2 separate regions of the Homo sapiens genome follow, and region 1 is linked to region 2. The links are chromatin loops, found by intact Hi-C in ENCODE. Cell type or tissue: endothelial cell of umbilical vein. All regions are shown on one strand. Each heading gives the region's core, and the rest is flanking DNA. Links, peaks and the distances in the headings are about the cores only.

The links. Hi-C counts contacts between places; a loop is a spot of excess contacts. Peaks named below come from ENCODE experiments on the same cell type or tissue, not always from the same donor. Only the 100,000 strongest peaks of a DNase experiment are listed, where the experiment ranks them.
Region 1: a loop joins it to region 2, with 2.2 times the contacts of the local background. A loop is called at or near these places in 3 of 110 quality-filtered maps.

What each region holds. Positions count from the first base shown.
Region 1 is chr5:64,226,082-64,231,471 of GRCh38, forward strand. The region is part of intron 5 of RNF180 (ring finger protein 180); the gene reads left to right. Among named protein-coding and RNA genes, the nearest start is that of RNF180, 63 kb to the left of the region's middle. In endothelial cell of umbilical vein, for the core only: a CTCF peak has its summit at 3,277 (motif pointing right); a DNase peak (open chromatin) is centred at 3,280.
Region 2 is chr5:64,382,411-64,387,800 of GRCh38, forward strand. No RefSeq gene overlaps it. Among named protein-coding and RNA genes, the nearest start is that of RGS7BP, 120 kb to the right of the region's middle. In endothelial cell of umbilical vein, for the core only: CTCF peaks have their summits at 2,498 (motif pointing right) and 2,699; a DNase peak (open chromatin) is centred at 2,551.

The DNA of each region.
Region 1 (5,390 bases), core at 282-5,281, 160 kb before region 2:
CGCCTCTGCCTGGCTGCCCCATCTGGGAAGTGAGGAGTGCCTCTGCCCGGCTGCCCCATCTGGGAGGTGTACCCCACAGCTCCGAAGAGGCAGCGACCATCGAGAACGGGCCATGATGACAATGGCGGTTTTGTCGAAAAGAAAAGGGGGAAATGTGGGGAAAAGAAAGATCAGATTGTTACTGTGTCTGTGTAGAAAGAAGTAGACATAGGAGACTCCATTTTGTTCTGTACTAAGAAAAATTCTTCTGCCTTGGGATGCTGTTGATCTATAACCTTACCCCCAACCCCATGCTCTCTGAAACATGTGCTGTGTCAACTCAGGGTTAAATGGATTAAGGGCGGTGCAAGATGTGCTTTGTTAAACAGATGCTTGAAGGCAGCATGCTCGTTAAGAGTCATCACCACTCCCTAATCTCAAGTACCCAGGGACACAAACACTGCTGAAGGCCGCAGGGACCTCTGCCTAGGAAAACCAGAGACCTTTGTTCACGTGTTTATCTGCTGACCTTCTCTCCATTATTATCCTATGACCCTGCCACATCCCCCTCTCTGAGAAACACCCAAGAATGATCAATAAATACTAAAAAAAAAAAAAGAAAAAATTTTTGTTGTTTTAAGCCACATTTGTGATATTTTGCTACAGCAGCCACAGCACAGATATAGCTGGTAACAGAGTTCTTTAGCCTCCAAAATACAAGCCTGGGGTAAATAACTATTGAATTTGGCCACATGGAAATCAGGAAGAATGTAATAAGCATCATCGATGGATGGGATGACCTGGGAGATCGTGGCAAGTTTAAAGCTAATTGGAAGTTGGCAACCAAAAAGTCCTGTCTTGCAAATTGCCAGGAAATTGCCAAGAAAACCTTTAGAAAACATGATTAAAGATGGAGAAACCCGGCTGACTCCCTGGTTTCTGAAGAGGTGCTTAGGCATTTAAATGAGACTGACGAGACTTCACACTGTACCCTTCAGAAGGGCAGACACTCACGAGATCGTCAACCACGGCTCCCTCGCTGGGAGGCAGACACAGAGCTGGAGGCAGCGGCCACAAACTAGGTGGGCAGAGAGGCGTCAGCATCGGGACTTGCAGGAGGCCCTGGGAAGGAACAGGCAGCGGTGGGGCCTGGACAGCCTTGGGGAAAGGAAGTTACTTGGAGGAGACCAGGGGCTTGCATTTGGGCCAAAACCAAGGACGAGATCAGCTGGTCCCAGGGAACTCTGGAGCCCAGCACCCCACCATGGGTGCAGGGGCCTGACAACCCAACAGAAGGCTGTGGGTACCGGGCACCAGCCTGTGGGGGGTCTGAAGGCTGCTGCCCAGCCACACATGTCCTGGTCCCGAACAAAGGGTTCAAGAGGCACCTGGAGCCCCGCCCTCCTCAGAGCAGCCTCTTAGCCTCAGCTGGTTGTTGGCCTTTGGTCACCCCACATGCCCTGACAGTGGGGCCTGGCCTCAGAAAGGGGCCCCTCCATTTGTACTTTCTATCTGATCCTTGACACAGTGCTAACACCAAAGACCAAACCCGAATCTTGGTTCACATACTCTGCAAAGAAATGACTAAGACTAGTTCTTCTGGAGGTCAGTTTTAGAACATGTTTATTCTAACTTAATTCTGCCTTATCTCTGTGCACCAAGAAAACTATCTGCACATGTGTAGTAAAATGTGAAGGTACCTTCATTTTGTTTGTACACTAAACTTTTAAGAAATATCTCACTTTTAAAATAAATAAATAAATAAAAAATAAATCTGCACATTTGGTTTTATTTACCATGTCAACCAAGATGTACACTGCCAACCTGTTTTTCTCTCTCATTGCTCCATGTCTGCCCTTACCCATTTTTAAAACCATAGTCACTTGCTGGTAGTGCTTCCTTGTCCTGCCTTGTCCCATGTGGAGATGCAAATCTCACCTACTCCTCTCACGTGTGGAGACCTTACAATATCAGCCTCCATGTGCCCCCAAACTTGGGAGGTACCTGGAATCCTCTCCTTGGCTCAGCATACCAACTGTAATTATCACCTGGGATTCCTTTTTACAAAGTAATATTTTAAAGTTAATATTTAATCTTAGAAGCAATATAATAGTGTCAGAGGGCTGAAAACTGAAAATATATGTAAGCATCAATCATTAGGAGGCCAAATTTGGTCAGGCACGGTGGCTCTTGCCTGAAATCCTAGCCTTTGGGAGGCTGACGCAAGAGGACTGCTTGAGCCCAGGAGTTCAAGGCCAGCTGGAGCAACATAGTGAGACCCCCATCTCTACAAAAAATGTATACTTAGCTGGGCATGGTTATGCAAGCCTATAGTCCCAGCTACTGGAGAGGATGAGGTGGGAGGATCGCTTGAGTCCGGGAGGTTGAGACTGCAGTAAGCCATGATGGTACCATTGCACCCCATCCTGGATGACAGAACAATACCCTGTCTCAAAAATAAAATAAAATGCCAAATTTGAGAGCGTTGTTATCTATGAAGGGGAAGGAGAATGTAATCTGGAATGCTATTAATTATGTTTTATTTCTTAAGCTGGGCAGTATTATCACAGATGTTATTTTCTGTTCTATTTTATGTCTCCAGTATTTTGTAAAACGTTAAAAAAATCATTATAAGTCATTACCCTAATATTATACCCTTTTTATTCATTTCTTGGTGCAGAAGCTTAGATCACTCACCTTTGTTCTCCTTGTAAAGCCAGAGGGAAAATCTCCAACAGACCATATAGCCAAGTATTATTTTACCTAAGAGGCCCAATTTCAAAATAATGCTTTTAAGATAATCTATCAGAATAAAAATTGAATGATAATCCATGACCAAAACTTTCTATTACTGCTTTTTTTTTTTTTTTTTTTTTTTTGAGACAAGGTCTCACTCTGTCACCCAGGTTGGAGTGCAGTGGCGTGATCTCGGCTCACTGCAACTTCTGCCTCCTTAGCTCAAGTGATCCTCTCACCTCAGCCCCCCAAGTAGGTGCAACTACAGGCACACATCACCAAGCCCAGCTAAGTTATTGTGTATTTTTTGTAGAGATGCGGTCTCACTATATTGCCCAGGCTGGTCTTGAATTCCTGGACTCAAGTGACTCAGCCACCTCAGCCTCCCAAAGTGCTGGGATTACAGGCTTGAGGCACTGCACCTGGCCTAAAACTTTCTACTAAAAAATAATTACATATCTGTGCTGTCCTGAAATATGCTATTTAGCTCTTAAATTCTGTACTTTTGTGACCCTCTCTGAAGTGCTGGTTTATTAACGGTGAAATGGATCATCTTGTTTTTCAACACTAGAGGGCACCAAATTCTCTTCTAGAGCAAAACAATCAATGTTTTCCACCAAAGAACTTCATTTACTAGGGTAGAATATGGATTGGTATATTTTCAGTCGTTTGATAACCAAAAACGTAAGAGATTTTGTGCTTTATGATAAAGGGTTTAGAGAATCATAGTAAGGCTTTCTCTTGCTATGAATCTGTCTCTAGCTAAGAATCTGTCAATGCTTTTGCTAAACTGCTTTTCAGGAACATTTATTGTATGTTTGTCCAGAGGGAATAAAACAGCTACTCTGGGTTAATGCTTGGGATAACTTATTTTTAAGGGTTAGGGTTAGACACATCGTTTATTCTGGTTTTAAGTTTCAGGTAGCATGTGCAGTTTTCTGAAAATAGGCATTTCCCCTAAATTCAGGATAAAATCAATAGCCGGTATTGTGCTTCAGTGTGAATTGGGGTGCTGGTAGAGAGGAGTGAAATGATGTTAGCTAGTAGGTTACAGTGAGCCATTCATATACATTGATGTTTAGCAGAGTTTCTTAACTTGGGTTTGATAAATCATCCTTTTATTCTTCAATAAAAGTGATTGGAACAAGGTCACACCAGTCAATGACTTCTTGTCACTAATTATACCTTTTTTTGTCCAATTAAAACATTTAAAGATATTTTTGCATTGTACATTAAATTATTTCTGGTTGCTGAATTTTTCTCCTTTTATCTCTAGCCACAACAATGGGTAGTCTATTTAGGTTGTCTAATCTGTAGGAAATACAAATGAGGCAACTTCTATAAAGCAGCAGCATAATCCAGTGAGATAAATGCCAAGCATGTATTTTAAGGAAATGAAGGTACTAGCACTCTCTGTGTACTTTGATACTATGTTCATTTGCTATTGCCACTGTCACAAATTACCACAAATTAAGTTGTTTAAAACACACACATTTATTACAGTTCTGTAGGTAAGAAGTTGGAAATGGTTGTCATTGGACTAAAATCAAGGTGTTAGCAGGATTGCATTTCTTTCTGCAGGCTCCAGGGGAGAGTCTGTTTTCTTGCCTTTTCTGGCATCTAGAGTCTGAACCTTGGCTCATACAAAACTTCCATATTCAAAGCCAGCAGTAGCTGGTTGCATCTTTCTCACAATGTCATCTCTTTGTTTCTGACTCTTGTGTCTTCTTTTTCCTCATTTAAGGACCCTGTGATTACACTTGGACCCACCCACTTCAATCATGATAATCTCCTTATTTTAATGTCAACTAGTTAGCAGCCTTAATTCCATTTGCAATCTTAATTCCCCACTGCCATTTACAGGTTCCAGAGATTAGGATGTGGGCCTCTTTGAAGTGGGGAGGGAAATATTATTCTGCTTACCACAGATAGTTTTGGTGGAATTCTTGAGTCAGGCCAACCTTGAAAGAGAAGAGGTAGCTACTATTTACAGGTCTTGACAGCTTCTAGAAAAATTAGTGTTTTCTCTAACTTTCTTTGGAATTTCCACATTATTCACTTCTCTAGTTTTTCTTGGGGTTCTGAAAGTGAGTATGGGTTCTAGGAGGTATAATTCATTAATTATGTATCCACCATTAGTATCATAATTTGACATAAATGATCAGATTGGTCCATTGGGTCTTGCCTAAGTAGCATAAAGGGCAATTAAGTTTAGATGGCAGAGCTGGATCAAGAAAGGTAAAAGGCACAAGGCATTGTTTGAAAAGGTTCAGTGGGCTCTGAAAAGAGAAAGCTGCATGAAAGCAAGGGCTGCTTAGGTAAAAGGTATGGCACTAAAGATAATATTGACCTACCTCACAGTGTTGCCTGGAGCCAATCTGAGTAAAGAAACATTAGACAATAAATCACATCTTCTTGGTACATAAATAACACATATGTAGCACAAAGCTATGCCAAGATCTTCAGACTGCTAGGGTCCATTTCAGTCCATAGAAATAATGGCATTCACAGACTAGAGGTTTATTAATGACAAAGACAATAGATTTCATTTGGGATGCCTGTGTGTGTGAGGTTTTTACACTTACTAATGAGCAAAGTGCCCTGAAAATCCAGTTTTCCTCATGTTATTTTGAATAAACTAAGTATATGTGCCACACACTCTTTATTTATCCTCA
Region 2 (5,390 bases), core at 55-5,054:
TATTCAAATAAAAGCTAACACTGCTGCTGGAAACAAAGTTTTCTACTGATCTGCTTTCTATTGTCATGGATTTCAGAGATAATTGGTATATATGTATGTGAGCACATCCATTTCTACTTATGGCTAATAGAAGGCTAAAAGCAGAGGAGAAAGTAAATGAAACTAGCACCACCACAATTCTTTCTACCACATAAACCTGCACTTATGGTTCTGTTAATTATTACTTCCAATCTAGACCCTAATTGGGTGTGTCCTTTTCTTTCTATGACAGGAAAAGGCACACATGGCCTCCATAGAAATGTACCTTTGCCCTAATTATGATATGTAGATCTTTGAGAAAAGACAGGAAGACTTAAAGGATGATGTGTTTTACTTCCAAAAATTATAAACTTAAAACTGTCAGAGATGAGATATAATTAGGAAAGACCATTATTTTATCAAGCAATTAACCAATTATAAATTCATTATAAATTTGGTACCATCTGGTTTTAAATTATTGTGAAGAGAATTTTTATCATAGTTTATTGATAAATGCTACAATATACCCTCTCATTTTTTTCTACTAAGACTAAAGACTGCTGTAATTGAAATAACAGGTAAGCAAAGTACATAAGTTCACATTGTCTGTTTCATTAAGATGAAAAACTCAGGACTTCTAAAAAGAAAGTATTTAATATCCCTTTGTATACCTTACAACTTCATCATCATCTTTACTGGAACAAAGAGTAGTAATGATCAGTGTTATATACACATTTATCTTATTTTCCCCTATTCTGAATCAAGTATGAGTGACAATAGAGAGTGAAATTAAGTGGCTTTAAACCAATGGAAGGAAAAGGACATGTATTTCATTCAGACAGAAAAAAAAGATGAAAAGCAAAAATGGATAATGTATAAATAAGTACTTTGAAAAGGTTAGCATGGAAGTCATTTAATCTGGAAACAGTATGCAGCATATATATGTCAATCACAAACATGTTCATTAGTGTACATAAATTGTTCCCTGTATAACACACTACTTGTTTTAATCTTAAAGAAATACCAAAAATCAAATTACTCAAAGCCTCAGGCTTCCAATGTGTCTCCAAATAACTAATATAGTATCCACAAATATATATACAAACACTACAATGGGTTCTGATTAAAGAGAAACAACACAGAGACCAAGAAAAAAATATACATCTGATTTTCACTATAATTGGTACATTGGTAGAATAGAAAAACTGGACGGATGTGGGATTTTGCATAAAAGCAGAGAAGTATGAGAAAAGGAATAATCAGAAAATACAAAAAAGACTGGGGCAGGGGGTGGGGAGTGAATGAGAAGCACATATGACTGACCATGAGCAGATCTGCTAGCAGTGATGACATGGCAATCAGGGCAATCAGTAATGATGACAGAGATGGCAAGGAGAAGACTTGGCCAATGGAAAGATGCCAACAATGAAAAGAAATAAAATGGTTTTGCAATAGGAGAGAAGAAAGAAACAAAGCCATATGTACTTTTCTATTTTCCCTCTACCAGTTTATGTAAAAGACCGAAAGCAACCAGATTCTAGAAGGAAGGGAGGCAAGGAGGAAAGGAAAAATGGAGGGAGGGAAGGAGACAGGAAGAGAGGGAGGGAGGGAGAGAGGGAGGGAGAGAAAGAAGGAGAAAGAGAGGGAGGAATGAAAGCAAGCAAGAGAGAAAGAGACTTGGATGGCCTAATGCTTTAGGTTGACCAAAGATGGTCACACAATCACAATCTGCAATCTAAGGGAGGAGGTTCCAATTCTGGGTTAGAGATAAGCACACCCCACCCTGTATATCCTAATGAATACATCAATAAAACCTGAACAGAACAGATGGAACAGATATATGGGAGATTTTGAGTAGTAAACTGCTGCAGTTGGATTCTGGAAAAAGAACAGAATTTGTAATGTCGCTGAACTGACAGTGAGTTTACTAATTTTTTTTCCTCCAGTAACTCTCAGCCTAACTTTAACATACCAGAAGTGGGCAGAAACATGTAGGCAGAGAGAGCTCCAAGAGAAGCCCACTAGCTCTGGCTGCAAGCAGAGAAAAAGAACTACAAAAGCTCAGAAAGACTGCTTCTTTCCACCACATCAAGCCCCCAAGCAATACAATGGTGGTGTCAACAGGCAGAGGCAACAGGAGACTGCAAGAGCCAAAACTCTAAAAGAGAGGAGCTGTCGTTCAAAGAGTGTATGAAAACTCCTCATTGCCTTTTTCTCCCTTAGTTCCCCTTCCCCACTACCACTTGATCCTTGATGTGGGGTACTTGAAGAAGTATATGGCAATGTGTGGTAACTAAAGTGTTGGCTTTCTGGCTGAACAACTAAAAAGAGGAGTCTTGAGGAACCAGAAAGTTTGAGGGAGATGGTGGAGAGGTGAAAGCTCAGGAAAGCAAACCCACAAAGTCATTTATGAACTCCTAAGCTCACCCAAGAGCTGCATAAGTGTGGACCTTATCCTATTCAGCATAATGGTGACTGAAAACTGAACAGACAGACCATAGCCAAGGTCCAAGACTGACCACTGGGTGGCACACATCCAGGAAAGATAAATCATACTATAAAGACTTTGAAAATGGAACTGACATTGAAACCACAGCCTACAGAGGAGGGTTGGAACCAGTGGCCTGAATCTAAGCAGGTTGACTGCCTGCTTAAAACAAAACTATTTAACAGTCTCCATAGAAATGAAATAAGATCAGATTCAAAATGTCTAGCATAGCCTAGTAATTTGGGGTAATAAATTACTAGGTAACTAGAATTACCTCGTTCTTTGCTGGGTAACCTGAAATTACCTGGCAAATAACTAGGAAAATGCCAAAGCACCAGGTAAAAGATAATCAAAGAATGCCAGTGTTAAAATAACACAGATGTTGAACTTTTCAAATATTTTAAAGCAGCCATTATAAAAATGCTCCAGCAAGCAATCAAAAGAATTCTTGAAACCAATGAGAAAATAGTAAATATTTGCACTGAAATTGATAATATGAAAAAAAATCAAAAGAAAAGTTTGACCTGAAAATAAAATAATCAAAATTTAAAATTCATTGGATAGCAAGGAAGGGAGGCAAGGAGGGAAGGAGGGTGGGAGAGAGGGAGACATTCAATAGCAGAATGTCAATAACAGAAAAAAAAATCAGTGAACTAGCAAATATGTTTGTTCTGAATCAGTCTGAACAAAGAGGAAAAAATGATTTTTTTTAAATAACTGAACAGAGCCTCATGGACCTATAAGACTATAACAAAAAGTCTAATTTTGTGTTATAACAGTCTCAGAAATACAGAAGAAACAGGGTGATGCTAAAAAAAAAAAAACTTAAGGAAATAATGACAGAAAACTTTGCAAATTTGATGACAGACAAACATATAGATTTAAAAGCACAGCAAACCCAAAAAGGAGAAATCCAAAGAAATTAGTCCTAGGCACATCAAAATCAAACTGCTGAAAATAAAAGACAACCAGAGAAAAACAATGCTGTATACATAAAGGAAAAATAATTTTAAAGACTAAAAATTTTCATCAGAAATCCTGGAGTTTAAAAAGGAGCGGAACAAGAGATTTAAAGAGCTGAAAGAAAAGAACTGTCCACCAAGAACTCCATGTCCAGCAAAAATATTCTTCAGGAATGGAGGCATTCTCAGATAAGGAAAAACTAAGATAATTAATTGTCAGCAGTCATGCTTTCAAAGAAATTCTGAAGCAACTTCTTCAGACAAAAGGGAAATGAGACCAGAAAATAAATTTGGAAAATCATAAATGAAGAAAAAGCAATAGAAATGGAAAATATCTGGGTAAATAGGAAACTATATTTCTTTTAAGTTGTCTAAAATATGTTTAAACAGTTGAAAGAAAAATTATAATACCTTGTGATGAGATTTACGATGTAACTACATGTAATGTATAAGAACACTACAACATAAAGAGGAGAGAATACATAGTACTACATATTGGGAAAGTTTCTGTATTCCACTTTAAGTAACAAGAATATTGATTCTAAATAGTCTGTGAAAAGTTAAATACACATATAGGAAGCCCTGGAGCAACTACTTAAAAAAATATAAAAACACTATACATTAAAGCTGGACACTAAAAATATTGAAATAACCCCAAAGAAGGCAGGAAAAGTAAAACAAAGGAATGGAAAACAAAGAGAATAAACAAAAAAATACTAAAATTTTAGAAATACTCCAAACATTGAAATAATTAGAGGCAAATTCAACCTACAAAAGGCAAGACAGAAATTGTGGAATGGATCTTTTTTAAACACATGAACCAACTATACACAGTCTATAAGTAACTAACTTCAAATATATAATGACATGGTTCAGTTAAAAGTTAAAGGATAAAAAATATATACCATAGAAACACTAGTCAAAAGAAAGCTAGACTGGATATACTTATACCAGCCAAAGTATACTACAGAGCAAAGTGAATTACCAGTGATAGAGATATTATATCAGAGAACAATAAACTTTTTCTATAAAAGCCCAGATAAATATTTTAGTCTCGGCAAGCCGTATAGTCTCTATTGCAAAAGTATAATTCTGACACTGTGGTACAAAACAAACCATAAAAAATACATAAATGAATAGGCTTGAATGTAGTCTAATAAAATTTTATTTACAATAACAGATGGCAGGCTGGATTTTGGCCTGCCATAGTTTGAGTCAGAGTTTACGGAGCCCAATACTTTATATAAAAGTAAAATGGTCCACTGGTCAACAAGATATAACGTTGCATATGTATCAACAGAGCTACAAATACATGAAGCAAAACCTGACAGAACTAAAAGAAGAAACAAAACCACAATTACAGTTGGAGAGTTGAATATTCTTCACTCAGACAGACAGAAGTAGTTAACAGAAAATTTTTTAGGATAGAGAAGAACTGAACCCAATTGATTTAATTGACATTTACAGAATATTTCTCCTACAACAGTGGGATATATAATATATTCTGTTCAAGTATACATGGAACGTTAATCAAGGCAGACCATATCCAGGGTCATAAAATTCTTTCAATATCAAAGAACTGAAATCCTACAACATATATTTTCTAACTATAATAAAATTAAACTAGAAATCAGTAGTAAAGGTAACAAGAAAATCTTAGAAATTAAATTACATACTTCTAAATAATCCATAGTTCAAAGGAAGTCTCAAGGAAAATTTAAAAATATTCTAAACAAAAATAAGAATATAGCATATCAAAATCTGTGTGATACAGCTAAAGTAGTCCTTAGAGTGAAACTTACAGCATGAAATGCTCATATTAAAATAGAACAATGATCTCAAATCTACAAGTTAAGCTTCCACCACAAGAAACAAGAAAAAGAGAAAAATAAACCCAAAGCAATGTAAAGAAGATAGTGACA